Linked DNA regions of Homo sapiens: region 2 is linked to region 1. Evidence: chromatin loops called from intact Hi-C (ENCODE). Cell type or tissue: chondrocyte. All regions are shown on one strand. Each heading gives the region's core, and the rest is flanking DNA. Links, peaks and the distances in the headings are about the cores only. Region 1 holds the start of NCAM2 (neural cell adhesion molecule 2). Region 2 has its middle 290 kb from the start of MIR6130.

Region 1 (17,058 bases), core at 3,492-11,491:
TTTTCATATTTTTCTTAATGTCTTCATAGCTTGCTAAGGCTTTCTCTGTAATTGTGAGGAAGCCTGGCTCTTACTTAAGAAATTAATGAGTGGAGAAAATCATGTATGGATCGACACATGTTTTTCATTTTCTTTTTTGAGATGGGGTCTCACTCTGTCACCCAGGCTGGAGTGCAGTGATGCTATCTCTGCTTGGTGCAGCCTCTGCCTCCCAGACTCAAGTGATTTTCTAACCTCAGCCTTCCAAGTAGCTGGGACTAGTGAGGTATGCACCACCACGCCCAGCTAATTTTTGTATTTTTGGTAAAGACGGAGATTTGCCATGTTGCCCAGGCTGGTTTCAAACTTCTGATCTCAAGCAACCTGCCGGCCTTGGCCTCCCAAAGTCCTGGGATTACAGATGTGAGCCACCACTCCCAACCCATGGATCAACACAATTTCTGCATTATAACACATCATCCCCTGGTTTATCAATGGTGTAACAAGATAAGATGCATCCAAGAAACAAACACTGTAGCAAAAAAGACCGAATCATATCTTAAATGTATTTAATGCTCTTTGATATAAATGTGAGCGTCAGCCTAAAGAAGGAACTTAAAATCTCTGGGCAAATCAGGCACTCTTAATCTCAGGAATGTCATCTATAAAATACGATATAATCAGGATTCAATGAGATAATGAGTAAAAATGCTCAACACAGCTCTCTGGCATAGAAGAGGTGCTCAAAAATATTAGTTCTTTTTTTCCTCCCTTGGACACTAATAGAAAAATGTTAAAATTTTATATATTCAATACCAAAAATCTTTTTTCATGTCAGTTTTTAGGGTTTTTTTTTTGGGGGGGGCGTTCTCCTGGATTTTATTTTGTTTTGGTGTGCCAGTGTTAAAAAGAAAAAGAAACTATAAATAAAGCAGAGAAGCTGACTTAAATGAAGAATATATAATGAAAACAAATTTTACCTACATACTTCTGAGATTTTACCCAAAATTCCAGAAGTATACTACACAACATTTAAAGTATAAATGGGGATGGAAGAACAAGATAAAGACAGATGACAAATAAAAGTGAAGAAATTATTCTGAAGAATTGGCCAATAAAAAGATCAACAGTTTCCATTTTCAAATTTATTGACATTTTTATCTAGATGTGCCATGAATACAGCAACTTGATATATAATTTTAAAAATAACAAGTTAAAAATTACTGAAAATGGGTGCACTTTTTCATTTATTTTTCCTATTTCTATTAAGATATAACCTTTTTTTTCTGTTAAATAAACGTAAAACTTCATGCGGCACGTTCCTACCAATTTCTCAATTTGTATTTGTTACTAAGATCCTATTAAGTCTTCCATAGACACATGTGCCACGTCCACTTCTTTTGCTTTCCTTCTGGTCCATCCTACACATGGCCATGGCCAGCAGACTTAAAAACAAACCAAAATTTAACCATGTTACTCTCCTGCCCAAACAATGGCTCCAAAAGATTTACACTAGAGTCAAACCAGCTTGGCCTCCAGGTCACTCTATCTTCCACTTCCACCACTATTTCCAGAACTGAGTGCAGAGGCTCACCTTTCCAAACTGCTTAGTGAATCCTTGGATTCATTAAACTGGATTATTTCTATTCTCTCAACGCGCCCCTCCCTTCTTACAATTTGTTCACTCATTTTTTTTCTCCTTGTATTAATAATCTTCTCCATTTACTCTCACTATATTGAAGCCCTTTCTGTTTCACTGAATGGCAAGGTGATGTCCTGGTAAGAGGCTAGGCTTTGGACATGTCCCATATGCAAACCCTCATTTCCAAGCAGTACAATCTTAGTTATTTAAACTCCCTGTATCTCATGGCCCTCATGGATAAAGGAACGATAATCGTAATAATAACAAGCTAATAGAGGATTATGATAAGAGAGCCTGTCAGTTAGTAAACACAATCAATTTTAGCTCATTCTAGGCACTAAACCGCTAAGGACTCAGACTACTTAGTGTTTAATTAATTATATGACATATTTTGTCATTTTATAATATTTTGTTGAACAAGTTATATATCTCCCTCATGCTTATTTGGCTTTTTAAATTTATATTATTTGTTTTTGTAATTATCAACATTGAATTTTCCACACACATGCAAATTTTTAAACAAATGAATCAACAATATATCAAAAATAGGTATGCAACTGGAAGTTGGAAAATCTACTCCCAGTTCCAGATAACTACAAAAATAAGTGATATAGGCAAATCGGATCATTCTTCTGTACCTCAATTTCTTCATCCATAAAACAAAGCTAATTGTCTCTTGACTCATTGGTAATCATAAGTTATAAGGTGACTGAAAGCACTTCGCACAAGTGGTCGGTACTGTTAGAAGGTGCTGATAATATTCTCATTTTAAGGCCTCAAAAAGTGCTTGTTATTTGATTATCTGACAAAATGGCACAGAATTTAAATATATTTTACTTTGAGCTGAAGATATATTAGATTCATTTAAATAAAATCTATGAACAAGTTTGGTGTTAGGAGAACTGAAGAGTTTGGAGACTGGAGCTCTAGTAACTAACCTTTTTACTTTTCTGTTTGATCTTTAGTAAGTCATTTATCTTCATTATGTGCCCATCCTAAGCCTCTTGGTGTTTAACACCAGCCTGATGTTGGTCCATAGAAAGGATTCATGATACAAAAAAAAGCGCATCATTCCTCAAAACCTTTTACTGCCATCTGCTGGCAAATTGTAAAAATAAATATGTGTTGCATCACTAGGACAATAAGTGACGCCCCCTGGAGTTGTTCTTCACACAATCTACGCAACCATTCCTAGTAATGCTGTCTAATGAGGTGTCTGGGACAGGGCAGGTATTCTGTAAATGTTAGATAAATGAATAAATGATGAATGAGTCGCCCTTATCAATAACTTAAGTAATCTCTGTCCCCTTGATATTTTTTTCTAATCACAGAGCAGCTTATGATGATTTTTTAAAACTAAATAAATGTTTATAAGCCACAAATTAATCTGTATACACATTATTAAAAAATATAAACAAAGCCTAGCATAGTAGGGTTGACATTTGGTAAGGTGCCTGCCTACACATATTTATTGTTACAATTGCTCCTCATGGCCGAGCATCAAGGTCAACTGGCCAGATTTTATAATATCAAATTTTCAAATAAGCAAATAGTGGTTCTAAGAGCATAAGTTGCTTCTTCAAGGTTAAGAGACTCTTAGTAGCCTAGGTCTTCTGACTCCAAATCCAATGAATTTTCTTCATCCCTGTGAGTTGTAATAAATCAAATGGAGCCAAGAAAGATTTGATCAATGGACCTGAAATTCTTCAAACTATAATGTTTTGATTGCCATGCTTATAAATATTCTCAAAATTCCCCATTATCTTTCTTAATGATTTAAATTCAAACATCTTGATTTAAATTCAAGATGTTTCATTACTTCACAGCTTTCTAAAATGTCTGGTAATGTTTGATGGATCCTTAGTGGCACAAGTGAACATAGAAAACTAGGAAATATGTTGATATCTATTTGTGATTAGTACTCTTATTATAACTGTAAATTGTTAAAAGTTATTAAAATATTTAAAAGAGCACCAGAGAGAAGCACTTTTATTTGTTGAACAATTAGAGATAGCTTGGCTCTATAAAGTGCAGGAATTTTACATTTAATAAAAGCATAAAAGCACTGGTTGCATCTTAAAGTGTTCTCATATCATGTAATTTGGAAAATTAAAACAAATTTATAATCTTTTAAATAGGCCTATCCTCAGTTTAATTGGGATTGTATAAAGGGAACAATAAATTTAAAATTTAGGACAACAAAATTTGAAAAACAATGATAGTCCCTTCAGAAGTATATTCAAATTATTAAATTAATTTTGCACATATCAACACTCAAGGGATTAATTTCATTTTGGGGGGAAATAGGGCAATTTAGAATCACTCTATAGTTATTGAGCACTTTTCTTCATGCTCTCAAAAATTCATTGCTGTGAGAGATGACCCTGAAAAGAGATAAGTTACAATGATTTCCCAAATGTTAAAAGACAGAGAATGCAGGAGGACCAGTTCCAGAGTCTTCAGATTGTCGATCCTGTTACTATTTGCACTGCTTCCACACGAGGACAGGCAAAAACAAATTACACTGTTCAGCTTGGTTACTAGCCTCAATCTCTGTAGCTCATTTCTCAGTTTCATTGCAAACTAGTCCTATTTTTGAAAGAAGGCCATTCTATTTACAAAATCATATGAAGTCTAACTTTTGGTACTGAATGAGGTTCTTTTGTTCCATTAATTGCTTCTCTAGTAGGACAGTACCTCGGGGAGAAAATTAGCTCCCTGTGTCATTGAAAAGACTCATCTGACACTCTCGGGACCCACCAACTTCCCTTCTTGCTCTATGGGCTCCGATTCTGCATTAAAAGTGAGAAAATACTCTGCCTAACTCCTTTGATATGAAGTAGTGAGGGAAATCCTCTGGGTTACTCTGACAATAAAGATATTAATTTACATTAGCCTTTACATTACATCTTCCCCAAGTGCAAAAGAAGACCCAGTCGATTTAATAGAAACTTTGCACAGAGAGGCTGATATCAAAGAATTAGAGCACAGCAGATAGAAAAAGCATACGAGAGAGGCTGGAGCCATGTAACAGCCCCGACAGAAGATGAGTTTGTGGAGCTCTCTCCTGTAATCTTCAAACTAGTAGACACTCACACACCTGTGCTCTATTTTTAGAAGGTACATTGCTGTAATGTACAATGACTTACTAGCACTTCACCAAAGAGAATAACTGTAAGCAGATGACTGCTTTAACTGATCAACTGGGCAATTCACCCCTCCTTTCCTCACGATTTTGGCTTAGGTAAGTGTTCTAAGTGGTACGTTTGAACTGCATTGCAAGAGAGATGAATAGCATTATTCTTACTTTAGGTTTTAGTATAACAGTGCTTCTATCTTACATATGTGAACATCCAGGAAAAATGCTTATTAATCATACTTGTTTAATTTTTAAAGGAAGAAGGAAGTGGTTTCAAAAATGTAAAAACTCTCACGAAAGCAATCCATACATACAACAGTTTGGAAATTTGAATATACAAAGATCCAAACAGCAAATGCAGTTAATCAGAAACTGAAGTTATCACTTGAGATTTATGATTACAAAGCCTGTGACCAAGTTTTGAACACAAAGGAAAAATAATTGCAAAAGTTACAGAATTACAGCATTTTCTTTCATTGACAATTAAATTCAGACTTCACAATAACATTCTAACCTTACTTCATTATACATTAATCTTGCAGTGGAAATTAGAGGCTTTTAAAGGAGTATTTCTGCTACAATAAAAAAAAGCGTCTTACTACTGTACAACAATAAGGTTGTATTGAGAGTTACAAGTAAACTATTAGGCCTTGTTAGCTAATTATAGTATTGGCATTCACTTAAGTTAGTCAGTTTCTCACTTAATGTCATTTTCTCCTATTCAACTGCTTCAGTTCAAAACGTTTTGACTCCTAAAAAGGGAATACATCATTGTTGCCTTTCCTCAGTCTAACTGCACACCACTTTCCAAAGCAATAGCTTCAATCATGCTTCATAAAATCCCCTGCAAGTATACTGTTGGACACATAAATCAGCAAGCTGAGATTTTAGTATTTCTAAGGCAAGACCAGGGATCACTGACTGGTGGCTTTTCCATGGCCCTCTTTACAAGAGAATAAACAAAATCATGAGTTACACTAGGTCTGTTTTTTTAAACAGCTCCCGGTGGTGTGTCTGATACTTGCTGCTGCATCCTTAATTAGAGAACAAAACACTAGCATAGAGGAATTGGACTCCAGGATGAGGATATCTATATCCAAGCATCTCTGACTTCATCAGGACACATGGCATAGAAGTACTATATGTTCCCTTTCACAAAAGCTACGTCTCTCTGATATATATCTGTGTCTCTATGAGTGCCACACATTGTGAAATTGTACTAGATAGAGAGATCTTTACAATGATGGTCTCCTTCTACCCTGTTTCATTACAGTGAATATGGGCTCCCCTTCAGAGATGCTTGTCTCAGAGTGCCTCTTCATAACCACCTCGTATCCTGACTTACAAATTAGCTGAATCACAATTTCACATCTATGTTACATGTACACATCCAAATTTTATGTCTCTGTGTACTATTTAAACCTATATATCTAAACATTTCTAATTTCCTATGTCTCCAAATTCCAACACACTTAGCCTCTACAATGATAAATTCAGATTCCACAACTGAGACATTTTTCTTCTCCAAACCACTCACAATGTAATCCTAAGTCTGCATAAACTTGTTTCCTATTATGCTCCCATTCTGCCCCACACTACCTACACTTATTTAATTGCAGTTGTATTTTAACTGCAATTTTCAGGGATTGTTTCTTGGTGCTCAAAAATACCTGTCTATGCTATAAATGAACAGTTAAACACAATCAGCAGCTATCTGAAAATTAAAGAAGCATATCTGTAGGACATATGTGCATGCTGATCTTTGCTTAAGAACCACTGAATTAACGAATTGGGCTAGTATTAGCTTCAGATGGACATATCTGCAATTTTGCTAAGACTGAAATATTTCATACTCTATGTTAGGAAGGGAAAATGAGCAGAATCTTATCAAGACACTTTACAAACTATAGGAATATCCAACATTTGCATACTGATTTCTGAACATTAAATCTGCATCCAATCGTGTTTCATCCGCCACTAACACTATAGCTGTGGGGAGGAGAAGGGCAGAAAAAGGAAGGCTTCACATCCAAAATGTCAAGCCCTGCTGAAGAATGATAGAAGGACTCTGTGGAAGAGCAGAAACCAACTTCTGGGCTTAAAATGGAGTTCTACCACCCCCTGCTGGACCAAACGAGCAATACAGAAGAGGCTAAAAATGCTTAGAACTGAATATCTTGGGGATATTTTAACTTGTCTTGTAATTTATTATATTATTTTAAAAAACCAATTTCACACTACACTAACAACATAACATTCTTTGCAATCATTACATATCTCAAAATTAGTGCTATTTTATTTTTCCTTTAAAGACTTTCACCAATGCATGTTTTAGCATTTTGTGTCCCTAATTAAACGTCCAAACTTGTCTGGACAGTTGAAAATGCTTCCATTTATTGTAAATATATTTCATGTGAGTGTTTACTATCTAAACAGCCAGATAAATTCATATCTATCTCTCTAGAGACAAACAGTGATAGCTTCCACAAATTCCCTCTCAGGTTATTCTACCAGGCTATTCATTTTTTTTTTTTAAGAGATAAAAGCTTCCACCAGTTCTCCCACAACCCCAAAAATCCTCTACAGGTGTAATTACAATGTAATGTTATAAAATGATTCCACCTTTCTGTATTAATAAGGGGTTGGGGTCAAAATGAATGACTGCAACACATCCCTAGTTTTATCCATTTGCTTTCTTACACACAATATCCACGGCCCCTCTCTTAGTTTCCAACAGAAATAAGCCATCATCATTCACTTCATAGTCAGGAATTAGGGTTTTGGGAAAGGGGTGGAAAAAAAAAAGAGTCTCCAAGAATCGAACGTCTTGCACACAGCAGATATTTTGCAAATGAGTTTAACACTGATAGTTTTTGCTGCTTCTGTAAAACACCATCGTGCCCTTTCCTTCCGCAACCTCAGATATTTCACTGTTAACACACTCATCCAATTTCTGATAATAAAAATAAGAGAAAGCCATAATCCCAGAGGAAAAAAAAAGAAGAAGAAGAAGCGGTTTCCCTGGATATCCTGCTCACCGATTCCCCTCTCCAATTCTGTATTTTCCCTTCTCTTATTTAAGGGTCTCCACACAACAGATACAATTTTAGGGACAGCTAGGAGAAAGAACGAAAATAATAATAACAACAACAGCAATAACTGTAACTTTAGTTCTTTCATTTCATTCTTCCTGCGCCTCCCTCTTTGCCTCTCTTGGCCGGGTGGAAGGGGGAGGGAAAGTAAATGCAATAAAGCGCCACACTCCTACCTTGCCCGCTACTGACAAGCAACCCCAGCAGGTAGAAGGAGAGGAGGAGGCTCATGTTCAGGACGTGACACCGGTGGACAGTTTCAAAGTTATTAAGTCCAGCCCTGGAGAGAGAACCTTTCGCTGCCCCGGCCGCCTCTGCTAGAGCCGCCGCCGCCGCTCCCGCGGTGCCCCAGCCGCCCGCAGCCCGCGCGCTCCTCCTCGCAAAGTGACTGCAAGCTCCGCTCTTGCCGCACTATATCCAGGCAGCGGCGGCGGCAGCGGCGGCAGAAGCAGCAGCAGCAGCGGCCGCCGCGGCGGCAGCAGAGCCGGGCGGGGAGGGCGGCGGGGGCGGGGGCGCGGCGAGGGGAGGTGCGGCCGAGGCGTATCCCTCCGCGCTGCACGGCGGCCGCTCTTCCGCGAGGCGCGCGGTCCCGGGATTCGTCCGCAGTGGAGCTCGAAGTCACGGGTTCGGTCCCCGGTGCCTCCGCCTAGAGGGGCGGCCGCGATCGCGAAGGCGCCACTCGCCCGCCGGCCATCCGCAGGTTCATGCACGCCCTGAGCCGAGAAGGGCGTGGGGATGGGGGCAGCCTGGAGCTCCTTCACAGCCGCCGGCTGCCTCAGGACAGCTGAGCTGATGCTGAGCTGAGCTGAGCTGAGCTGATGCTCATGCAGATGCTGATGCTGATGCTGATGCTGATACTGATACTGCAGGCGACCGCCCCGAGCGCGCCCCGGCTCAACGTGAATGGGGGATCTGGAGGCGGGCGGTGTGCCCCGCAGCTTATTCCTTTTGGGCGTGGGAGGAGGGAGATTCTTGTCTCTCCGTGGACCTCCTTCTCCCTCTCTCGCTCAAACCTGGAGCAGGCTGGCCCCTTGCGCGGCTGTCCCCTTCCCACGCTCCCCACCCCGCCGCGACAGAGGGGAAGCAATTGTACCCTAAAGTCTACACTGTCTGTCTCCTCAGGCGCTAAAGGGTGGGCGGAAAAATAACGTACAGAGTGTTTCCTCTACATCTCGACCCATTGCTGTTGGGAGCGGCACCTTACGGGAGAGACACTGGAGAGGGGACGAGCCGCGGGAGGGGCTGCGTTCAACTCAGCCTTAGCCTCAGCTGTGTCCTTAGAGGCCTGAAGTCTCTCCTGGCCTCACTCCGCGGGCTCTGCCCTCGGTCCCAGTGCGCTGCACTGGCCAGATCCCCGCCAGGAGTGCACCGAGGGAGGACTGCAAATGTGCAAAGATGAGTTGGGTCGCGGGGGGGAGACCTTCCCCAGATCAGTGCCCTACCCCGAACACCCACGTACCCGCGTGTGCGAGTGTAAATTGAAGTGAGGGAGCCGTGGCAAACGCCCGGAACTAACTCTCTGCTCCTTAAGATTGGGGCTTATCGTTATTTCTCCTAGAAGGGTAGGAAAACGTTTGTGAGATTAACGTCACCTCTCCTGCAAGAGCGGTTAAGAGGCAGAATCACCGGCCCGGGTGCGGAGCCCATGTCAATCTGGCCTGGGGTTACCGCGACCTGCAAACGCTGACGATGGGTCCTTTCATCTGCACTTTCTCTCTGGCTCCTTAGAAAACTCAACTGCCTCGCCCCGGCCTCCACAAGGACCCTAGCTCCTTCCTTATCAGTGAGGACATAGAAATAGCGGGGGTTGGAGAGGGGGGAGGTAGAAATGTAGAGCTCAGAATCCAGCCCCAGCCTGGGGATTTCACGCTGAAAAGGGCAGTGCATTGCCTTCAGGGAGGGCAGGGGGCAAGAGTAGACACAGGCTAACATGCATAGGGGAGATACCGTCTGCGATTTGTCCTCCCCAGGCAGAGCGCTTTATACAGATGATTCGTCCACTTGGCATCCTGGGATGGGGTTATCAGGAAGAGAGGAGGGGAAAGGCGGCCCTCAACTCACCATCGCTGAACTGCCTTAAGCAATGGCCCTCTCAGCACCTCACAGCTAGAGAACCTCTTATTTCCTCTTGATCTTATAGCAGACAATATATTTAGAAAGTTATTTTGCCACGGTACCCTTCTCACACCCTTTACTGGTTCTGGAATGCACTAACCACACTTAAGTAAACTCATGGTCAGCTCTTTGCAGGAAAGGGTGGAAGTAGCACATTTATAGATGTGAAAGACCGTGACTCATTTATTTACTCCAATTCTTCATTTCTCTTGGGCATTGATAAATGCTACACAGTAGGCCTTCTGCGTCCACAGTTCTACATCCTCAGATTCTACCAACCATGGATGAAAAATAACTTTAAAAAAAATGAAACAATGATACAATCAAAATAACGTAAATAAAAAAATACAGCAAAGTGACTATTTACAAAGCATTTGCATTATATAATGTATTACACCTAATCCAGAGATGATGTAATATGCAGGAGGTTATATGCAAATTTATGCTATTTTATATAAGGGACTTGAGCATCCAAGGATCTGTGAGAGTATTGAAACTAGTCCCCCCTGTGGATACCAAAGAATGACTTCAGCACACACACACACACACACACACACACACACACACACACACAAAATCACAGAAGACAGTTAAAAGTATACTCTGTGTGTCAAATAGCATCTTCACACAGCCTGCAATTTTTCAACCTGACACTGGGAGTGGCCAAGTGCCTATCACACACACATACATGCACATCTGTTAATCAGGTGGAAATATTGACAACTGAATTCTCCTCTGTGTTATTAGAAGTCAAATTACTTTCAGGCTGGGCGTGGCTCATACCTGTAATCCCAGCACTTTGGGAGGCTGAGGTGGGCGGATCACAAGGTCAGGAGTTCAAGACCAGCCTGGCCAATATGGTGAAACCCCGTCTCTACTAATAATACAAAAATTAGCCAGGGGTGGTGGCACACCTCTAGTCCCAGCTACTCAGGAGACTGAGGCAGAAGAATCGCTTGAACCCAGGAGGTGGAGGCTGCAGTGAGCTGAAATTGTGCCACTGCACTTCAGCTTGAGTGACAGAGCAAGACTCTGTCTCAAAAAAAAAAAAAAAAAAGTCAAATTACTTTTTTCTTAGGCAATGGGTTAAACCATGCCAGAGGAAAATTTGACTGGTATCCTGTAAGGTAATTTAGACATTAAATGTTCTTAGAGTGAGGTTAGGGAGATGGTAGCAATAGTCTATCAGACACAAATGAAATTTCTGATTAGAAGTTTGTATCATAAGACTATACTGTGTCCAAACTTCTGTGTGTGTGAGAGAGAGACAGAGAGAGAGAGAGAGAGAGACAGAGGGAAGATAAGAGAGAGAGAGAGAGCATCTCTGTGTATGGAAAAGATAAATGGACAAACCCTTGGTACTCAGGAATATACAAAGAAAGGTGATACAGCTATGGATCCTGCCCCTCAATTCGTTAATAGCCACTTGTTGAAGATATCAGGCATAAGCACACAATTCAATCATCTACATCAGGTTTTTAAAAAATGCCATAAGAAGAGTGAAAATGCCCTGCTATTGTGACATAAGAGGAGGGGATCATTTCTGAATAGAGGATTAAGAAAGGATTCATGAAGCTTTGAAGAAAGCGGAGAAATTAGATAGGTAGGGACGTGGGCAGGGCAGAGAAAAACTTAAGTAAAGCCTGGGGGCGTGAAACCACACAGCATGTGTGGAAAGCAGAGAGAAGTCTAATTTGAAAAAAGTACAGAGTGAAAAATACAAGGTGGGAGAGAGTTATGCTAACAAACCTGATATTCACAGCCTCTCACAATGTAAGTCGTGGCATGCATAGTCAGAAAAAGTTAGGATGACTCTCTCCATCCCGGGGGCTACACGTCTGACGGTGAATCATAGGCCCACATGAGGATTACAGTTTCAATGTGTCTATCAAAAAGCATGTGTTGGAAACTGAAATCCCAGTTCAACAATGTTGGGAGTGCGGCCTCATGGGAGGTATTTAGGTCTAGAGGGCTACACCCTCATGAATGGATTCATGCCGATTATAAAAGGGCGTATGGTTGTGAGTTCCATCTCTCACTCTCTTGAACATACTCTGTCGTTTATGTGATTCATTCCACTATGTAATGAGGCAGCTAAGAAGGCCTTCACCAGCCTGGGCTTCCCAGGCTCCAGAACTGTGAGCCGAATACACTTGTATTGTTTATAAATTACCCAGTCTGTAGTGTTCTGTTATAGCAGCACAAAATGAACTAAGACAATTCTGAGGCTTTCAAGGGTTCTCCCCATCTTTAGCCTAAATTTATATTGCCATAAGGACTCAATAGCAGAATGTCATATACTCAAAAAAACTTGCCTCAACTGCTTCTTAGCCAAAAGTAGAAGTGCCTCTCCAGGGCTCTATCAGACGCACATTTATTTCTCATTGCAGTGACAAAGTAATATGCAGCCTGACATTTGCCTTAGCCAGTTCTTCTTCTTAATAGATTGACCATATGAGGACACCATGTAGAAAAATTGCCTCTTCTCACTATTCCCCTCCACTGTTGGAAAGGAGTGCTTTCTATTATGTAGACATTGAATACTTTTATTGAATGTACCAAATCTATGAACATGAGTAAGCCATGTGCAGTGTAGGATATAAAAGGTATAGAAACGCATCCTCCCTCCTCTATGTAGCTCATAATTTACAAGTAAGACAATTTATCCACTTCTTCATCTCTCCGAGGAAATGTGTCAGAGGCATAGTTGGGGTGATAGTTATTTCATTTATAAAAATAAGAGCCAGTTGAACAAAACTCAGGAATCTATGAAAAGCTGAGTAGTAGGAAATACCAACAGGACTGGATGCATGGTTAACTGAAAGCAGATAAATTTGATTTAAAAGAATCAATAAAATGAACATAAAGGAGTAGCAGAGAGACAGAAAATGGTAAGGCGCATTGTATGTGGAAATTATCTTCTCAGAGAGATTCTGTTTCTTACTTTTGCAATCTGCTCCTGCAAAAATCATGCAGGTATATCATGTACACATAGAGCCTAGGCATGAATGATGAGCTGTGGATATTAAACATTATTTTTATTTGTGTACTTCTGATGTTATGTTTGTTTAATCTCTCTGTTGATGGAATTCATGTGTGTTAATATCATACTATTAAGAAATAGGACATTCCGTGTGATCATTTATATTTTTAAGATAGCACAAGCCATTATAACTATTCATTTACTTGTCTAGAAAATTGCCTGTTTTGACTTTTCTTATTTAGGCTATCTTATATAGACAGATAGCCTAAAACTTCTATAAATAGATGATCCTGCTACTGCCTTCCCCTCTCCATTAATGCCACTTTTTTCTAATGATCGTGTCTTTGAAAATAATTTTAAACTTCTTGACACAACATTTTAGACCCTTTACCAGGCATGTAACTGCAGCTACTTTAACGATAGCTTTTAGATTTTAACACCTTGCTTTTAATATGTTTTACTTTCTTAGCTGTTCTATTTGAAATTAAGAAATGGAGGAGACAGATTTATGGTACTGAGGCACCCTCATTGTCACAGATTCTTACTTTTTAATTTCTTCCAAGATACATGGGGTCATTTTCTTTCATGGCTACTTCATGGTCCCTCTGGGCAAATAACTGCTCACTTCGCTCAGAAATTATGCAATAACTGCCTATAATTTGCCACTTCCCAGAATAATATTTTCTTAACTCTAAGGGGATATTACACTTTTCTTCACCAAGACATCCCTGGGAAACACAATGATGGACAGAGCAGAAAACTTAACAAGCCTAGAACATGTTGACAAAACAGTGATTGATACAATTTCAAGAATATATTCAGGACAAAGTAAGATAGGAAAAAGGAATCAAGCAATGGATAGCAATGAACCTATGTGATATGACAAGGATCATGATGCGATATTTAGGTTGCCCAATTATTGATCACAGCACTCAGGAATCACATTTTTGTCCATAGGTAACATTGACCAAGGTGGCGTCTGCACAAATCCTTCCATGTGGAGGGGAGTTATCACATACCAGGTAACAATAAATCCTTCATCCCTGGCAACTGATCCAATACAAGTATAGATTTGATAGGACACAATATTAATCATTGCATTTTGGCAGGGCAATAAAATTAGGCATTTCATTCAAAAATCTCTTATTGCACAGGATCATTTGGTTCTTTCCTTAATGGAGATGTGCTTGCATTAATTTTCAACTTAGATAAGAAGTTCTATTAGTAATAGGCAAGCTAGTAGTAGCAATAAGATTCTTTCCTATATAACCACAAACCGTTAATATTCTACCTAATAATCCACCAAGGCACATTGTTTGGATACACTTTTTAAATTTTAATGTTATGGGAAAAACTCTTATACTTTATGTCTACGTGAAATAATCTTAACTCGTTTTTAAGAAAACAACACATTTCCCCACCAACATTCTTAATGATTGGTCCTCATATTTAAATAATTATGTACCCAACACCTGCTACTGGGTTTCACAACCTTTCTAAAGTTAAGAAACTCAACACCTATGAAAGAAGTTGACTTTAAAAGAAATAGCTGAGCTATGTAAAAAAAAAAAAAATAGAAAAATAAAACTAAAGAGCTGTGCTTGTTTATTTATAAATTAATGTTTAATCTTCTCAAATTCTGGCATGCTAGTTATAAAAAAAAATTAGGAATGCCCATGCCCTATCAACCAGAGGCTATCTCTTGAACATTTTGGCATATTTTCTTCTAGTCTTTCATATAAGTGTACATTTTCTTAACATAATGAGAAAATGCTATTTGGCATCTTTGTATTTTGTTTTGTAAAGGGAATAAATTTTATATTTTTATTAATTTTTTTTGAGGCGGAGTTTTGCTCTTGTTGTCCAGGCTGGAGTGCAACGGTGCGCAATCTGAGCTCATTGCAACTTCCGCCTCCTGAGTTCAAGCGATTCTCCTGCCTTAGCTTCCCGAGTAACTAGGATTACAGGCATGAGCCACCACGCCCAACTAATTTTGTAATTTTTAGTAAAGATGGGGTTTCTCCATGTTAGGCTGGTCTCTAACTCCTGACCTCAGGTGATCCTCCCGCCTCGGCCTCCCAAAGTGCTGGGATTACAGGCATGAACCATCGCGCCTTGCCTCTTTATTTTCACAAACATAAATTTAATGAATTAATTTGTTGACATGGACTGAACCTAATATTCTTAACAATTTTCTTAGACTAAGACGTTACGATTTTATCCGTAATTTTAATTATTATGATGAATAACACCACAGTGTGAATATCTCTATCCATAGAGCTTTGAGGTTATTATAGATTACATTCTTAGACTACTAGAAAATCAATAGTTTTGCAAAAACATATGACCATATGTAGCTACTGAACTCATATCGCCTAAATTGTTTTCCAAACTACATAATTTACACTGTCATCTGGAAGATGTGAAAGCACTTCATTTCTATCAACATTGACAGCTTACTATATTTTATTTTATATTTTGTTGGTTAATCTAGAGTTTCCATTCTGTAATATCTACCTTTAATCATCTTCAATTGCCTGGCTGTAGATAAATTTTCATATTCATATTTATCAAATTTAAGGTCCACTGAAAGACATCTCCACCTTAACATGTTATATTTTAAGAATCTTATTCTTCTGCTCTAGGATCCAGGAAGTCCCACTGTACTTTTTAGGAGAAAATTCTGCACAACTCGATAATTTGGGGTAACCAAAAGTTCTCAATTATTCTAGCTCACCAGCATCAACTTTCTGTACTACATCACACAGATAAAGTCTAAGTATCCCCATCTATTTGCTAATAGGGATCTCTGAAGATGCCTGAAGAATGTTGGCATGTTTCACACACAAGATCAGGAAGGTGTTTCTCATTCCAGCCCCATCTTTGCCCTAATCTCTGGCAGTTATTTTTGGCCATCTTATATAATAGGCTTTCCCAGGCTGTACCTTCCTTCTGTATCACCTCACTTGAAGCCTGAACATATCTGCCTGCCTTAACGCCTCAGGGCTCAAGCAAAGACATATTTATTTATTTATTTATTATTATTATTATTATTTGAGACAGAGTTTCACTCTGTCACCCAGGCTACAGTGCAGTGGCATGATCTCGGCTCACTGCAGCCTCCGCCTCCCTGGTTCAAGTGATTCTCCTGCCTCAGCCTTCCGAGTAGCTGGGACTTCAGGCGCCCTCCACCACACCCGGCTAATTTTTTTTGTATTTTTAGTAGAGACGGGGTTTCACCGTGTTAGCCAGGATGGTCTCGATCCCCTGACCTCATGTTACGCCCGTCTCAGCCTCCCAAAGTGCTAGGATTAGAGGCGTGAGCCAACGCGCCCGGCCGCAAAGACATTTATTACAGCTTACGGAAAGATTGAGAGTAATAGAGACACAATAACTTATTAGAGGGAAACCCAATATTGAGTAAGGAATACCTACCAGTTGTCTTGGAGACTACTGGCTACTTCTTTGATTCCCTGTACAGAGTCCCTTCATGGATTCATTTCTTGGACCCATGAACTTTTTAGGCACCAATTACCTCCCAAAGAAGAGTTTCTCTAACTCAGAGCTTCAAGATTGGGTTTCACACCCCTTGAACATGTGACAATATTTAGAGACTTTTTGTATTGCCATGACTGGGAGGAAGGTGCTCCTCGCATCCAGCGGGAAGAGGCCAGGGATGTTGCTATGTGGCTAAACATCTCATGCACACAGGCGACCTCCACAGCAGTTAATTATCCAGTCCAAAATGGCAGATTCAAGAACTCTACTCTAAACTGTCTTTTCTTAGGCTGAGTATAAGAACAACTCCCTGAATCTCTAGAAAATGAACAATTTGTTTGTTTCTCCAAAACCAAAACCTGTCTCACCCCATATTCTTCCCAGAAATATATATAGATTAAAATATATATTTCTTATATATAAGAAATATATATATTCATAATATATCTATATATATTATGAATATATATATATATTTCTGACAGAGTCTTGCTCTGTAATCCAGTCCAGAGTGCAGTGGCATGATTTTGGCTCACTGCAACCTCCGCCTCCCGGCTTCAAGCAATTCTCCTCCTCAGCCTTCCAAGTATTTGGGACTACAGGTGCGTGC
Region 2 (17,058 bases), core at 4,877-12,876, 1.8 Mb before region 1:
TCTGATTTAATTCTCTGCCACTCAGACAACTTTTTGACATGTTTACATGATTACCTGTATTCATATTATTGTCTGCATACTTTTTGACTTTTGTAACTATTTCTACATGTCTATATCTCAGTCTACATACAAGTTGGGAGTTTTAATCCCCTTTGAAAATAAAGGGGAGAAAAAAATTGCAAAGATTAGAAAAGAAGAAATAAACTATCATTATTACCAAATGACATAATTGTGTATGTAGGAAAATCAGACTATAGTTGCACTATTATAATTAATAAATAAATCTAGAAAGGTAATTGGTTATAAAATCAATTTAAACATAATATTTTTCCATATATTAACAATAAAATATGAGAAATGTTATTTCCAAAATAATATGACTTGGATTAACATCAGCCTTTACATTATCAAATACTAACACAAAAAGGGAAAATATTAAGAAAAGATAAATTAGAACTTTATGCATTAAATTAAATACATTACTGAGAATAATTAAATAAATCTTTGCAAATATTAAATATACCTTGTTCCTGGATTGATTGAGCCAATACTGTAAAAACTATGTCTCCTACCCAGTTTTTCTATATTCAGTAGTGTCATTCAACATCTCAGTAAGTTCTGAGTATAAAATTCAACAAAGACATTATAATCTTTTCATAGCAGTGCAAAGGTTCTATAATAGAAAGGGAAGCTTACCTAAGGTGGAAAATAAAACTGGAGAATACAGAGTACTAAAGAGTATGCTATTTTCTAGAATAATTATAATGTTATCATATTAACAGTGTCTTAACACTAATACACTATCTAACAAAGATAGGCAAACAGAAAATAATTCATTCAAGGGTTAAATATAGGTCCAAACACAAACCCATAAATATATGACCACACAGTTTATGATAAAAGTGATACTTCAAGGTATCCCAGCACTTTGGGAGGCCAAGGCGGGCAAATCATGAGGTGAGGAGATGGAGACCATCCTGGCTGACACAGTGAAACCCCATCTCTACTAAAAACACAAAAAATTAGCCGGGCATGGTGGTGGACGCCTGTAGTCCCAGCTACTCAGGAGGCTGAGGCAGGAGAATGGCGTGAACCCTGAAGTGGAGCTTGCAGTGGGCTGAGATCACACCACTGCACTCCAGGCTGGGTGACAGAGTGAGACTCTGTCTCAAAAAAAAAAAAATATATATATATATATGTATATATAATTCTTTTCAACAAATAGTACTGGGTCAATTAGATATATACATGGAAAAATTAATCAGAACCCTACTGTACACCATACAAAAATGTCAATTTGTGGTGAATTACAGATCTTAATCTGAACATTAAATACTAAAATTATTGTCAAAAATGTCAAAAATAAGATAAAATAAAAATCCAAAATGTCAGGCAAATATCCACAAGTCATATAAGACAAAGGACTTGTATTAAAATTATATGTGTGTTTGTTCACACAAGTGTATATACACAAGAAATAAAATATAAATTAGAAAAAGAAAGTTCAACGGTAAAATTGCAAACTCTTTTAACAGTTACTTTAAAAAGTGTATAATAAGTAGCCTATAAAACATTGAAATCTGTTTACAATATACATCAGTGTTTATGCAAATTAAGGCCACCATAAATTACCATTATACATATATATATGGGAAGGGCTAAAATAGAATGAAATTCATGAGTTGGTAAGACTTTGAACAACTAGATCCCTCTTATATTGCTTTGGGAGACTTAAATTTTAAATTGTTAAATTACTTTGAAAAATTGTCTCTGTTTGCAAATAATGAACGACATATATCTTATGTCACAGCAATTCTATTGCTACTTTATATATATAAAACAGAATTGGAACTATCATTACCAAAAGACATCAGATACAGCAAGAACATTTATAATAATATAAATCCAAAAATAATAAATGTTTTATGTTATAATGTCAAATTAATTTTGATATATCCACACAATAGAATTCTGTACATTGATGAAAGAATACTAAATATTACCAAGCCAAATTAATTTTGATATATCTACACAATGGAATTCCATAAATTGATGAAAGAATACTAAAACACTTGTAAAGTCATGAATAAAAAAGAAGCCTAGCACAAATGTGTGAATATTATATTGATTTCACTTCTTCAGACAAAATAAGTTTATGATATTAGATACAAGGATAGTGGTTTCAATTTGAGGGTTCTGTGAGAATTCAAAAGCATGATTAAAATTTGAGGCAATAATGAATGAAAGATGACTTCTATTATAAAATATGCTATTTTTAAATAAAAATGAACGCGGTGGCTCACGCCTGTAATCCCAGCACTTTGGGAGGCCGAGGCGGGCGGATCACGAGGTCAGGAGATCGAGACCATCCCGGCTAAAACGGTGAAACCCCGTCTCTACTAAAAATACAAAAAATTAGCCGGGCGTAGTGGCGGGCGCCTGTAGTCCCAGCTACACGGGAGGCTGAGGCAGGAGAATGGCGTGAACCCGGGAGGCGGAGCTTGCAGTGAGCCGAGATCCCGCCACTGCACTCGAGCCTGGGCGACAGAGCGAGACTCCGTCTCAAAAAAATAAAAATAAAAATAAAAATGAAATGTTTTAAATGTAGTTAATTAATTTACATGAATAGGTTTTATCAAAAGAGCTCAAAATAAGGCAGCAACAGCAAACAGCTCCATGTGAGAAAATAGTCACAAAACTTTTAAAAGACACATATCCATGATACACAGAAAATAATCAAAAAGAAAAAAACAGGCCAATTGCCTCAAAAATGGGCAAAAGATTTGAATAGCTATTTTACAAAAGAGTATATACAAAATACCAATAAGCACACAAAGAGTTGCTCAAACATTTTAATCACTAGGACAGTGCAAATAAAATCATTCTGACATAATACCACATGTCCAGCAGAATGATTAAAATTAAAAGCTAAACCAAAATTTGACAAATGTGAGAATAAAGAGTTGTATAAAAGGTATTCATCATGAGTGCTCTGTAGCCTGTCTCAGTGGTATATTCACTTCGGAGAAGTTGTCAATATCTACTAAAACTTCACATGCAGGACCCCTCTGATGCTTAGTTGCATATATTATTTTACACTCTACAGAAACATGTATTTCTTTGTTATTAATGGTTAATGAGACTTGGAAGAATTTCCTGTACTTGACAATGTAGTGATAAATAACTACATAAAACACACACACACACACAAGACTAAAAATAAGTAAGTAAACAGAGTCTAAGGGACTTGTAAGGCAGTAGTGAAGAATCATGTTCAGAGTTTTCAGTTCAGCTTCATGAAAGGAGCAGGTAAAACTGCATCTAATCTGTTTTCTTAGAAGTTTCAATTTCTTTATTTTTTTTGAACCACCTGTATGTAAGTTGCTGTCTTCATAACACAACATCACTAACTAATTCATGAATTACAGAATGATGATAAGATTTTCATGTACTATTTTCACCTTGAGATATTTTCATTAATTAGGAATTTCATCAAGTATTTAGTTCATATTATATTTTCTAAATTATCTGAATAATGCCTTCATTTCTTTGGTTTTAATTTATCATTTATCAAAAGTCATGTGTTGCAATTAGTATTTCTTTTTATTTTAGTTTCAGGGGGTACACATGTGGGTTTGTTACATGGGTATATTGTGTAATCCTGGAGTTTAGGCTTCTTTTGAACCCATCACCCAAATACTGCACATAGTACTCAATAGGTAATTGTTCAATCCTTACACACTCTCATCCTCCCAACTGCTCTTTGGGAGACCCCAGTTTCTATTGTTTACATTTTTGTGTCCATGCCTATCCATTTTTTTTCGGCTCTCACTTATAACTGAGAACATGTGGTATTTGATTTTCTCTTTCTGTGTTAATGCACTTAGGATAATGGCCTCCATCTGCATCCATGTTGCTGCACAGGCCATTATTTCATTACTTTTTTTGGCTGCATAGTATTCCATGGTATATATGTACCACATTTTATCCAATCAGCCACTGATAGACACTTAGGTTTATTCCTAAGTGTGAATACTGCTGTGTTAAATATGAAAGTGCAGGTGTCTTTTTGCTAGAATGATTTCTTTTCCTTCAGGTAGATATCCTGTAATGGGATTCCTGGGTCAAATAATAGTTCTATTTTAAGTTATTTGAGGAATCTTCAAACTGTTTTCCACAGGTGCTGAACTAATTTACACTCCTACAAACAGTGTATAAGCATTCGCTTTTCTATGCAACCTCTCCAACATCTGTTATTTCTTGACTTTTTAATAGCCATTTTGACTGGTGTGAGATGGTGTCTCATGGTGCTTTTAATTTGCATTTCTCTGATGATTAGTGATGATGAGCATTTTTTTTCATGTTTGTTGGTCATTTGTATGTCTTCTTTTGAGAAGTATTTCTTTATGTCCTTTGCCTACTTTTTAATGGGGTTATTCGTTTTTGTGTTATTGATTTGTTTAAGTTTTATATATTGGATATTAGTCCTTTGTTGCGTGGATAGTTTGCACATATTTTATCCTATTCTGTTAGGAATTTTCTATTTTATGAAGTCTTCTAAGTCTCATCGGAGTCACATTTTAATAGAAAAATATTCTCCTGCCCAGGCCTGGTGGCTCATGCCTGTCATCCCAGCACTTTGGGAGGCCGAAGTGGGCAGATCACCTGAGGTCAGGAGTTCGAGACCAGCCTGCTCAACATGGAAAAATCCCATCTCTACTAAAAATACAAAAAAATTAGCCTGCGTGGTGGCACGCGCCTGTAATCCCAGCTATTCAAGAGGCTGAGGCAGAAGAATCACTTGAGCTCGGGAGGCAGAGGTTGCAGTGAGCCAAGATCGTGCCACTGCACTCCAGCCTGGGCGACAAGAGCAAAACTCTGTCAAAAAAAAAAAAGGAAGAAAGAAAGAGAAAAGAAAAGAAAGAAAGAAAAGAAAGAAAGAAAGAAAGAAAGAAAGAAAGAAAGAAAGAAAGAAAGAAAGAAAGAAAGAGAAAGAAAGAAAGAAAGAAAGAGTTCTATTTATACAAGAGGGTGACAGGAAGTGCAGGGAAGGAAAGGGCGAGGTCTCTGGCTAGGGCTTCACCCCTGCACCTGTGCCCATGAACCTATGTGAGAACAGGCATTTCTGTTTTCCTGCCCAAATGTTGCATTTCCCAAGACCACCCTGGCCCACCACTCCCTGCATCCTGTGCCTATAAAACCCCCAGACACTAATGAGAAGAGACACAAGCAGCTGGACGTCAAAGAAGATGGCAGAAGTTAGACCAGCAGAGGAAGACACAAGGAGCTGGTCATCGAGAGGAACACACCAGTGGGAAGAGACCCAAGCGGCTGGGTGTCAAGGGGCATGCACCAGTGTAAGAGCACAGGTATAGACGTGGCAGGCCAGCAGGCCATCCACCAGCGGAACGACGCGGGAGTTTGGGTAGGAGGGGAGTCAGGGCTGCTGAGCAACCCTGCTGCAGGGGAAAACCACCCTCCTACTCCATCTCCCTTCTGGTCTCCCCATTTGCTGAGAGCTACTTCCACTCAGAAAAACCTTGCACTCATTCTCAAAGCCCACGTGTGATCTGATTCTTCTGGTGCACCAAGGCAAGAAACTCCGGGATACAGAAAGCCCTCTGTCCTTGCGATAAGGCAGGGAGCCTAACTGAGCTGCCTAGCACAAGCTGCCTACAGAAGGCTAAAATGAAACAGCATATTGTAACACACGGCCACTGGGACTTCAGCTGTAAACGTTCCACCCCTAGACACTGCTGTGGGGTCAGAGCCCCACAACCTGCCCATCTGCATGCTCCCGCTAGGAGCTTGAGCAGCAGGGCACTGAAGAAGCAGCAAGCCACACTCCCATTGCATGCCCTGCGAAGGGAACAAGGGAACTTTTCCAGTTTCACTATTGCCCTAGGTTGTCTGTTTACTCTGTTGACTGTTTCTTTTCCTGTGCAGAAGCTCTTTAATTTTAATAAGTTTCATTTGTCATTTTTGTTTTTGCTGCATTTGCTTTTGAGATTTTAGTCATAAATTCTTTGCCTAAGCTGATGTCCACAAGTTTTCCCTAGGCTTCCTTCCAGAATTTTTATAGTTTAAGGTCTTATATTTAACTATTTTAATCCATCTTGAGTTAATTTTTGTATGTGATTAGAGATAGGAGTCCAGTTTTATTCTTTTACATGTGGCTGGCCAGTTTTTCCAGCACCATTTATTAGATACATTTTCCTATCCCCATTGTTTATTTTTGTCAACTTCGTCAAAGGTCAGCTGGTTGTTAGGTGTCTGATTTTATTTCTGGGTTCTCTATTCTGTTCCATGGATCTATGTGCCTGGTATTTTGGTACTGGTACCATGTTGTTTTGCTTTCTATAGCCTTGTAGTATAGTTTGAAGCCAGGCAATGTGATGCCTGTGACTTCATTATTTTTGCTGAGGAAGCAATTCGTATTTATTTATCTTGATTTCTTTTAGACCAGACCACACCCCAACCTCAACCCTACCACTCTGTTTCTTTGATTGTTTGATTTACATGGCATACACTCTTTTGACACATCCAAGTCTGTTTCACCATAGATCAGTCTATAATTTTAAACTGTTGTGATCATTTCCACACATAGCAAACTGATTTTTTTTTGGGGGGGGTGGGCAGCTGGTGAGAATACTAAAGTAATGTGTGAATTTACACATTAAATTCATTAAAGGGTGTATTGTACAATTGTTTCACTGTTGGCAACGATAAGTTTCCTCAGTTGAATAAGGTGGTAACTGTCATATTCCTGTATTGTAAAGTTACACTTACATCTTTTATTTATTTTTATTTATTTTCTTCCTTCCTTCCTTCCTTCTTTTTCTTTCTTTTTCTTTTTCTTTGTCTTTCTCTCTCTCTCTCTCTCTATCTATCTCTCTCTCGTCTCCTTCTCTTTCTCTTTTTGATGGAATCTCGCTCTTTCACCCAGGCTGTATAGTGCAGTGGCGTGATCTCGGCTCACTGCAACCTCTGCCTCCTGGGTTCAAGCAATTCTTCTTCCTCAGCCTCCCTAGTAGCTGGGATTACAGGCACTCACCACCACGCCCAGCTAATTTTTGTATTTTAGGAAAGATAGGGTTTCACCATATTAGCCTGGCTGGTCTCGAACTCCTGACCTCAAGTGATCTGCCCATCTCGCCCTCCCAAAGTGCTTGGATACAGGTATGAGCCACCACACATGGCCTACAGCCTTTTAAATTAATTAGTTTGGACAATGATGCTTTGTAATGACTATAGGTATTGTTCCTATTTTTTATGTCATTTTCTAAGTCTCATCAGAGGGACATTTTAAGAGGTAAAAAATCTTTTTATTTGATCACTGCAGCTGCTGAAGTGAAAGCCCGTTATCCTTCCCACCTGTCATCCATCAGCTTAATGTGATACACAGACACACCTTCAACTTCAACTTGTCCACACTGAATTCATTTTCTTTCTTCCTTTTACTCAAATATGCTCCTTTTCCTATATTTATCTCTTTAAAATCTTATTTCCCCATCATTTATGAAAGCAGGATTTTGGAAACGATCTTTCAAATTAAATTCAAACTTCCTATCTGCCCTCTGTGTCCCTCCATAATCTGGTCCCTGTTTCCTTTTCCTCATTAACTTCCTTTCTCCTGCCCATTTGCCTGCTCACTTAATGTGACCCTTCTCTCTTTACAGTACCTGAAGCCTGGAAAACCTTTTTTCTCTGATGCTTGCCTGCTTTCCCTTTGTCTAGATGCTTGTTCTCTGGATATTTCATGATTGTCTCTTTCCCCAAATCCAAGGCTTTCCATTTTTATTTTCTCCTCTTCTTATGTGTGACTCTGTGTTCCAAATAAAATTAATTTCAGGAGAACAAAGACTGTGCCAGTTTGATCCAACTTTTCATTGTAGCACCCCCACCTCCTAGCACACTGGATTACCCTTAGAATATGCTCTCTATGTGTTTGGTGAATTGATATATAAATGAATCAATGTGTCTTTGATGTCTCCTTTTCTTATGCTATCATTCTGGCACTGATAAAAAGCTGTACAGACAGTTCCTGACTTACAATGGTTTCACTTATAATTTTCTACTTTACGATGGTGTGAAAGTGAAAAGCCATACTTTGAATTTTGAATTTTGATTTTTTCCAAAGCTAGTGCTATGTGATACAGTCTCAGGATGCTGGGCAGATACAGCTCCTCATCAGTTATGCCATCATAAGGGTAAACTGATACTCTCCAGTGTACTGTCTACTATGTTGCCAGATGATTTTGGCCAATAATACACTAATATAAGTGTTGTGAGCATGTTTAAGGTAGGCGAGGCTGAGCTATTTTCAGTAGGTTAGGTGTATTGTATGCATTTTTGACTAAACAATATTTTCAACTTATGATGGGTTTATTGGAAAATAACCCCCATTGCAAGTCAAAAAGTTCTGTACTTGCTATAGAGAATGATTATGCTGGGTGCAGTGACTCATGCCTGTAATCCTGGTGCTTTGGGAGGCTAAGGCAGGAGGATTACTTGAGCCCAGAATGTCTAGGCTGCAGTGAGCCATGATGGCACCACCGCGCTCCACAATGAATTTTGTATTGCAGCTATTTTGTAGCAGAATATTGATTTTTGATAATGTAGTTTTTGTATAATTGTTTTAATCAAAAAACCTCATCATCTCGTGTCCACTATTAAAGGATTCATGTTTAATGATTATAAACTGAATGCAGATCATTCCTAATTGATAAAATATAATCTAATTATTTAAACTAATTATTTATTTAAATGATTAGGTCATTCATTTGATACTAGAAAGGATAGTCACTCTACATGTATGGCTCAAACATCTTGAAGATATTCTACAATCACAAAATTATGTCCATTATTATATAATACAAACACAATGAACATGCACACACAAACACACACACACACATACACACACACAGAACCACCCATAGAAGAGAAGTGAAAAAGATCAATAATTTATCAGATAACATAACATAGATATAAAGAGATTCCTTGAAAATATTTTTCTATTTGTTTCTTTTTGTTCTCCTCTTCAGCTTAATGATCTCAAAAAATACTTTCTTTTAAAAGATTAATTGCATTTTTAATATTCAATTTGATTATCCATTATGATTAATGTAGTTAATTTTGAGTTTCCATCATGTGGGTTACATCATGGAAAACATATTAAATTTATTACTTTACTCAAATAGTAGGTAGTCTAAATGAAGTATTCATAAATTGAAAGATCTTTAAATTAGTCACCATATTCTTCACAAGAAAATATTCATTTTCATCTTCACTGCTTTTATGGAAGTTATTATGTTGAAATTTTATTTTCTGAACAGCCATCTATGCTTTGTTATTAAGGGTTTTAATCTTTTAAGGTGAAGGTAATAAAGTATAACGTGGTTAAGAGTAATTTCATGAAAATGAAATAATTTTGATAATTATTTAACTGGTTTAACTGTAAAATATTCAGCCATCAGCCTCCCTTGATCAGCAGGATCTAAGAATACTTGGAGGAGAAAATATTGCCCTTGAGCCACACCATGAACCACTAGGTGGCAGTATACCCTTTCTTATTTAATAAAAATAGTCACCGTTTCCATTTATTCTTTTAAATATTTAGTGGTAAAGAATGATAGTACTTTATTTGCAAAGACAAGTTTAGTACTGTTTTATGTTTGTATTGTTATTTCATTTTTTTGATTTCGGATTTTTCCAATTTTCCATTTTATAAATATAAGAAGCTACAATAATTTCTATTGTTGAGGGTTCTGTTGTCCAGAATACATATCAATAGTGTTTCTTAATTTATAAAGAGAAATTTAAGTATTTTTTATCATCATATATTAAAATATTATTTGTTACAGTCTATATTTTGAATACATAACTTTTATTTTATAGGAAAAATCTCTCCATCCACACACAAAAAATTATGGATATAATTGTTTTGTTGTAAATACTATTATTAATGAGAAGCTATTCTCATTCAATACTTCAGAACTCTCAGGAAAGCCAAGAGGTCAATTAAAAATAATGTGTTCTTTCAAAGGTTATGCCACTGAGTAATTAATTCCTTTTTTCCTCTGTTCCCCGCCCCCCCCAAATAGTCCATTGTAACCCTGTAAGAGCAGATTAACTGCATGTGGTTTTCAATGTTTTCAATGCTTGTGGTAATATTAGCATAAATTTTATATAGGCAGCTGCTTGAAAATGTTACCACTTGTAATTGGTATAGGTTGGTGTAAAAGTAATTGCGGTTTCCACCATATAAACTAATGGCCCAAAGTACAATTAATTTTGCAGCAACATAATAGATGTATCCATCAAATAAGATGATTACTAATTGCTACAAATAAATAGAGAATTGGACCTTCTCATATGCTATCGCTAGGGATCAAAGTTGGCATAAAGGCTATTTTAAAATACTTTGTAAAACAGATAATCATTGACATGGAGACCATAGTTCTAGAAATGTGTTTGAAAATGTATTTATGAAAATGTGCAACAATTAAGCTACAAAGATGTTTATTACAATATTATTCATAATAGTCAAGAATTTGATACTGTCTACACAATAGTATCCAATTTTAGAAATCATTAATGACAACTCATATAATAGGAAACTAAATAAATATATGTTTCTATATTCAGGTGGACATTTACAGAACATTAATTCACATGGCAAAAAACAAATGTTACATTCTTTAGTAAAATGGTAGGTAAAAAATAATATTGGAATCCAGGTCATGTATGTAAGAAAAAACTGATAAGCTATGTGCCTTATTCTGCATATATTTCTACAATTATATTTGTATATATATCATAATCCATGTACTAAGGCAAAATAATCTATATTTCTGCAGCACTGGAGTAGAGAATAGATCCATATTCAAATTCTATATTTAATTTATGTTAAATGCATAAACTTTTACAAGAAATTAATAATATATACAAACTGTACTTTAATGAAAATATTGACAAATACATATTATTCATTATTATGTGAAATGAAAAATATAGGTTTCATGTGTTTCTTTTCATTTCTTAATATAACAAATTTAAACATATAAACAATGAAAATAACAAATACTAGTAGTAGAACACTTCACAAAGCCTTTTCAAGTGAATTAAATTATGTAAACTTATGAGGTATAATTTATATAATAACTGTGATAACTAATCTGGACTCCATGGGCTAGTGAGTAAAAATGGGCTACCCTGGGGCGTGTGTAAAGAAATTCTCCTCCAGATTTTTTAATATAATAAAGTATTTAACAATAATCATACTTGAATGAAAATAGGAGTGCTGAAAGTTCTACAAAAAATCAAATGTATATACATATTAATGTAATTATATATAAAGAAAAATGCATTTCTTTATATTTTCAGTAAGGTCAATGCTGATTTTCATTTTTAATTATTCATAAAATATTAGATTTTAGTCAATATATCATAGAGCAAATCAGAAATCTAAAATACATCAAATTAATCAAATTCCATTAAACTATTAAGTATAGAAATTGTTACTTAGATGTTTATTACTGGGTTATAACTATCATTTCGTATTTTATTTTTTGTTTTTCTTCTATTTCAATCGTTTTTGGGGTATTTTGGTTACATGGATAAGTTCTTTAGTAGTGTTCTCTGAGATTTTGGTGACCTGTCACCAGAGCAGTTTGCATTGTACCCCATATGTAGTCTAATTCCTCATCCCGTTTCCACCCTTCCCCACAAGTCCCCAAAGCCTAGTATATCATTCTTATCCCTTTGCATACTCATAGCTTAGCTCCCACTTATAAGGGAGAACATAAAATATTTTGTTTTCCATTCCTGAGTTACTTCATTTAGAATAACGGCCTCTAACTCCAACCAACTTGCTGCAAAGGCCATTATTTGATTCTGTTTTATGACTGAGTACTATTCTACGGTGTATATATACCACATTCTCTTTATCCACTCATTGGTTGATGGGCATTTAGGTTGTTTCCATATTTTTGCAAGTGCGATTGTGCTGTTATAAGCATGTGTGTACATGTGTCTTTTTCATATAATGACTTCTTTTTCTTTGGTTAGTACCGAGTAGTGGGATTGCTGGATTGAATGGTAGTTCCACGTTTAGTTCTATAAGGAATCTCCACATTGTTTTCCATTATAACTGTCTTCCTCTTAATCATATCACTAAGGAGTTCTTATTGAGCTCCTCTTGACTATAAAGCAAAATTCTAATTATGATTGATTTATTTATTGTATTTGCAATGTAAGTTTTTCTAATTATTTTCAATTTTCTATAGCCTCCCTAGAAGTCACGAACAGAAAGCTATAGCTCAGAGGAGGTGCACAAAAATCTTGAACTTTTGCAGATACAGGAGGAGAGAAAAGCAGGAAGGAACAAAGAAAATAATAATTTCCATTAATACTTATATTAGAATGAATTTTACTTATTATATAAAATTGTATATTAGTTAATCTATATATTATATATGTATATTCACTTATTTCTTCATAATACAAATCATATTTAATAAGATACAGAGGCAGATAATGAAAAAATATATATGTATACATTACGCTTAGATATTAATTAGAGAAAAACCAACACCTTACCAACAATGAGTCTTCTGATTCCTAAACATAGCATATCTCTTCATTTCTCCTGTGTTTTTAGTTTGTCTCATCAGTGATTTATTACATGTTTATATTTTAGCTGATTTAATTTGTTAAATTTTTTCTTAAATATTTCATATTTTCTGTTGCTATTATAAATGATATGTACTTTTAAATTTTGATTTTTAACCCTTGCTCCTGAAGTACAGAAACATAATAGATTTGGGTTATTGACTTTGTACTTTACACAGTACTAAACTCACTTATCGGTATTTTTGAAAATTTATTGAATTTTTTCATGTAAATGTTCCTGTGTCTGCACATGAATACAACTTTGTCTCTTTCTTTTCATTCCGTTTTTGTTTTACTTATTTTTTTTTTTTTTTTTTTTTTTTTTTTGCTTCATTGTGCTGACTGGGACTTTCAGTGTAATGTTGAATAGAAGGGATATCCTTATTGTCTCCCTAACCTTGGGGAAAAGTGGTCTGTCACCCATGGTTAATTATAATTTCTATTAATATAGGTCTGCTGGTGATATATTTACTCATGTTTATTTGTTTGAAAATTTTTTAATGTCTATACTTTAAAAATATTTTTTGCCTGGGTGCAGAGTTATAGGTTGACAGTGGGATTGTTTTGGCTATAGTAACAATGTCATCACATTCTCACATTCTCTTTTAACCTGTATCATTTCGGATTAGTAGCATATTTTTATTCACATATTTGTTTCTCTGTGCCTAATGTTTTTTATATCTGTCTATTTTAAGATTTCTCTTTTATTACAGGCTTTCAGCTATTTGATTTTACGTACTTTGGTGTAGTACTTTATATGTTTATCTTGCCTTGGGTTAATTGAGACTTTAGGGTCTGTGAGTATAGAATTTTGGTAAAATTTATAATATTTTAGTAATTTCTCTGGTACTCAAGTAACATATAGGATTGAGTGCTTGATATTTTTCCAGCATGTTAAGGAGAGTCTGCTTAGGCTTTCAGTCTTTCTTTCTTCCTCTCTCTCTGTCTTCGTTTTGGATATTTTCTGCTTTTATATCTTCTACTTAATAAATCTTATATTCAATAGTGCCTAAAGTTCTCTTAAAATTTAGATGTCATTTTACCGTTAAAAGTTCAGTTTGGTTCTTTTTATATCCTTAATTTCTTTCTCATTATATTTATAATTTTGTATATTGAGCAGATATGCATGAGTATATATGGCAAAAATATACTGGCTTTTTAAATATACTAGTCTACTGATTTGTTAGTTCTGTTTCTGTTTCTATTGAGTGACTATCCTCCTGGTTATTTTTTTTCTACTTGTTTATTTGTTGCGGGTATCAGATATTGTTAATTATACAGTGTTGAGTGTTGGATTTTGTTTTACTCATTTAAATAGTGTTAAAATTTTTTCTGAAAGTTATATTCTTGAAGATCAGTTTGAATCCTTAAATGTATATTGGTAAGTGCTCTTAGGACAGGTTCAGAATAGACTTTACTCTTGGGTTAATTAACCACACTTCTTAGGTATGGCCAGTTAGAGATCTCTGATGAACACACTGTGTATTTAAAATGGTCTTTCATTACTGACCGTCTTCGTGTGAACTCTTGGAATTTTTTTTAACTTGTAGCTCCCTGAGAACTAATTGTTCTTCTCCTAAAAGATGCCCTGTCTAGGCCTCATAGTATTTCACCAATGCATTCTCAAATAGGTGGGCAGCTGAAAAACCCAAGGGGATTCTTATTCATATTTCCAGATTCCTTCTCTTGGAGTCACCTCATCTAAGAAACTCTATTCCACAAATTATTAGTACCTTAGTCTTTTCATCTGCTGATCCTTGTTTCATCAATTCATTGAGAATGTTGAGCCCTTTTTGGCTTTCTCCCTTCCTGAACTACAGAACATCTGATCCCTACACCTTAAAGCCTAGGAGCCCCACCTGATTTGTTTTCCTTCTCCTGGATCACAGTTCTGTGCTGCCTGTTCTACAATGTCAAAAATGGATGCTTTCTATATTTTGTCTATTTTTGTAGTTGTTTGTGTTGCTTGGGTAATTTAAGGCCATGTTACTCTTTCAATCATAATATCAGTGTCAAGAAGCAATGCCACATGAATTTTTTATTTTTTTCACCTTCTGGAATTTGAGTAAAAAAAAATCCCTGGCAACTAAGGTTAAAGGATGAGTTAGTGAGTTCAAAGTTAAGAGACTGCGTATTTCTTAGTAGAGGTTTACAGTTTTTCCTTCCCTGGGGCCACATGTTTACATTTCAAATAGTAATGAACTTAAAGATTTCCCCCTCTGATCCATAGTAAGGATTTATTTTAGGAAGATAAGGTCTTTTTCCTTTTTCTGAGGACAAAATGGGAGTTGTACAGCCTGCCCTACATAAAATGTGAGATTTGTAATTTCAGAGTTTCCTGTGATGCAAACCCCCATATAGGATATGTATGTGACATCTGAATCTCATTATGTTATTGAGATATTGGGGCATGAGGACTGTCATTAAGATATTATGCAAGTAAATAATCTTTCTTTGATCCAGAAATCTTATGTTTACTGTCAAAATAGTTATTTTAATAAATACAATATTAAAAACATCAAACAAATGTCACAACATTTTATTTTAGGATGCCATTATCCTTATGCTTAAACCATAGTTTTCATCAAGGTAATATGGTTAGTCATGTATAAAGGAGAAATTGCAGTTAAAGGTAAGATATTGTAGCAAATATTTCAGAATGTATTTCCAGGGAGTAGTCTATCGTTCTAGTTTATTGTTAAAGGAATTACTAGATTACTTTCTTACTTTAAGATTTGATATGGCTTTTAAAATAAAATTTTGTAAACCTCATAGCCTTATTTAATTTTCAAATACATACTGTAGTCATGGACTGCATATAAACAGAACAGTCATTAGCAAATGTAAAAATTTGATGCTTTTAATTTACATTTTAAAATAGACTTTATTATTGCTTGAATCACCTCTGTGATATTTGTGAAAGAATATTTGATTTTTTTATAAAGCAGTATTTTAAAATTAGGCCTTGTTGTCCCAGGAAAGATACTTCTGAATATTACAAGTAGCTATGACTTATGTATATGTACACATCATAGTTTTAGAACAGTGATACTTCTAAGAAATATTTTTCAAAATAAGTGCTCTAGAGCTGACATTGGATTGTTTTAGGAGGGTAATTAATGATTTTGCTAAAAGCTGCTTTTTGTAAGGCAAATGCCCAGTGTTGCTTTTTCACCCAGAGACTTGGGTATTTTTAAACTGCCCTTGTTAATTAGAAGTCTTTGTGTACACACATACACAAAGATGAGTTTTGTTCCTTAATATTTTCAAATACACAAGTATTTTGAATTAGAATTTTAAGAGAAAATACTTCCCAATACAATCTTTGTTTAAAAATAAAAGAACCAAGAGGTATAAGTACTGTTTAAAGCCCAGTCATTTGGAAGGTAAAATCATTTGTATATTTTTGCCTTATTAAGACATTTGTATTCTGGAATTTAGTTTAAAACTCAAATAATCGATGAAGTAGATACCAAGTTAAAACCACAGCACTGGCTGGGGGCAGTGGCTCATGCCTGTAATCCCAGAACTTTGAGATTCCCAGGCGGGTTGGTCCTTTGAGGTCAGGAGTTCAAGACCAGTCTGGCCAACATGGTGAACCCTCATCTCTACCAAAGTACAAAAATTAGCTGGGCATGGTGGCGGGTGCCTGTAATCCCAACTACTCGGAAGCTGAGGCAGGAGAATCGCCTGAGCCCAGGAAGTGGAGGTTGCAGTGAGCCGGGATCGTGCCACTGCACTCCAGCCTGGGCGACGGAGCAAGACTCCGTCTCAAAAACAAACAAACAAACACAAAAATAAAATAAAACCACAGCCCCACCTATCCTGTATCACAGGCAAGTACTAAATTGTGTTTGGAGGGGGAGCACCCTGAAATAAGGCCATCCTGCCTCCCATAGCACTTTTGCACATAGTATGTACTCAATAAATGATTATAATTCATTTATTGAATGAAAGCAACCCTGAGATTTCATGCTTGTCTTACATTAGAACATTCCAGATTTTAAAAATTTGTTCTTGAATTATCCGTACTGATGAAATTGGTGCACTTTTTTAATAATGATGAATTACCAGGATGGTCCTAGCCAGGCATTCTGATCTCCAAGGGTAAAATAGTCATCATATGTCTTCAAGGCTACCACTGACTTTCCAGAACGAATGTCACTTGAAGCCTCACCAATTCTCTTTCCTGAGCAACTTCACTCTTCATTCTCTAATAGTCTACCTTCCATCACCGACAGTTTTCTTATAGCTTTCATTTATTTGAAGCTTCCTCAAGCTCTTAAGTATTTGTTTTTCAAAGGCATCTGATCATCTCCTCAAGACTTCATTCTTTTTCCTTCACATTTTATCTTTTTGCTAAAAAAAAGATAAAGCTATTAG

The links. A loop is a pair of places that touch in the nucleus more often than their neighbours do. Peaks named below come from ENCODE experiments on the same cell type or tissue, not always from the same donor. Only the 100,000 strongest peaks of a DNase experiment are listed, where the experiment ranks them.
Region 2: it touches region 1 in a loop (6-fold over the local background); 44 of 110 quality-filtered maps call a loop at or near these places.

Annotation. Positions count from the first base shown.
Region 1 is chr21:20,989,589-21,006,646 of GRCh38, reverse strand. NCAM2 (neural cell adhesion molecule 2) reads right to left here and starts at 8,238. Exons shown (of 18, transcript NM_004540.5): 1 at 8,029-8,238. The coding sequence starts at 8,083. In chondrocyte, for the core only: CTCF peaks have their summits at 6,675 and 6,894 (motif pointing left); DNase peaks (open chromatin) are centred at 8,526 and 8,676.
Region 2 is chr21:22,784,659-22,801,716 of GRCh38, reverse strand. No RefSeq gene overlaps it. Among named protein-coding and RNA genes, the nearest start is that of MIR6130, 290 kb to the left of the region's middle. In chondrocyte, for the core only: CTCF peaks have their summits at 9,347 and 9,568 (motif pointing right); no DNase peak of the experiment used is centred there.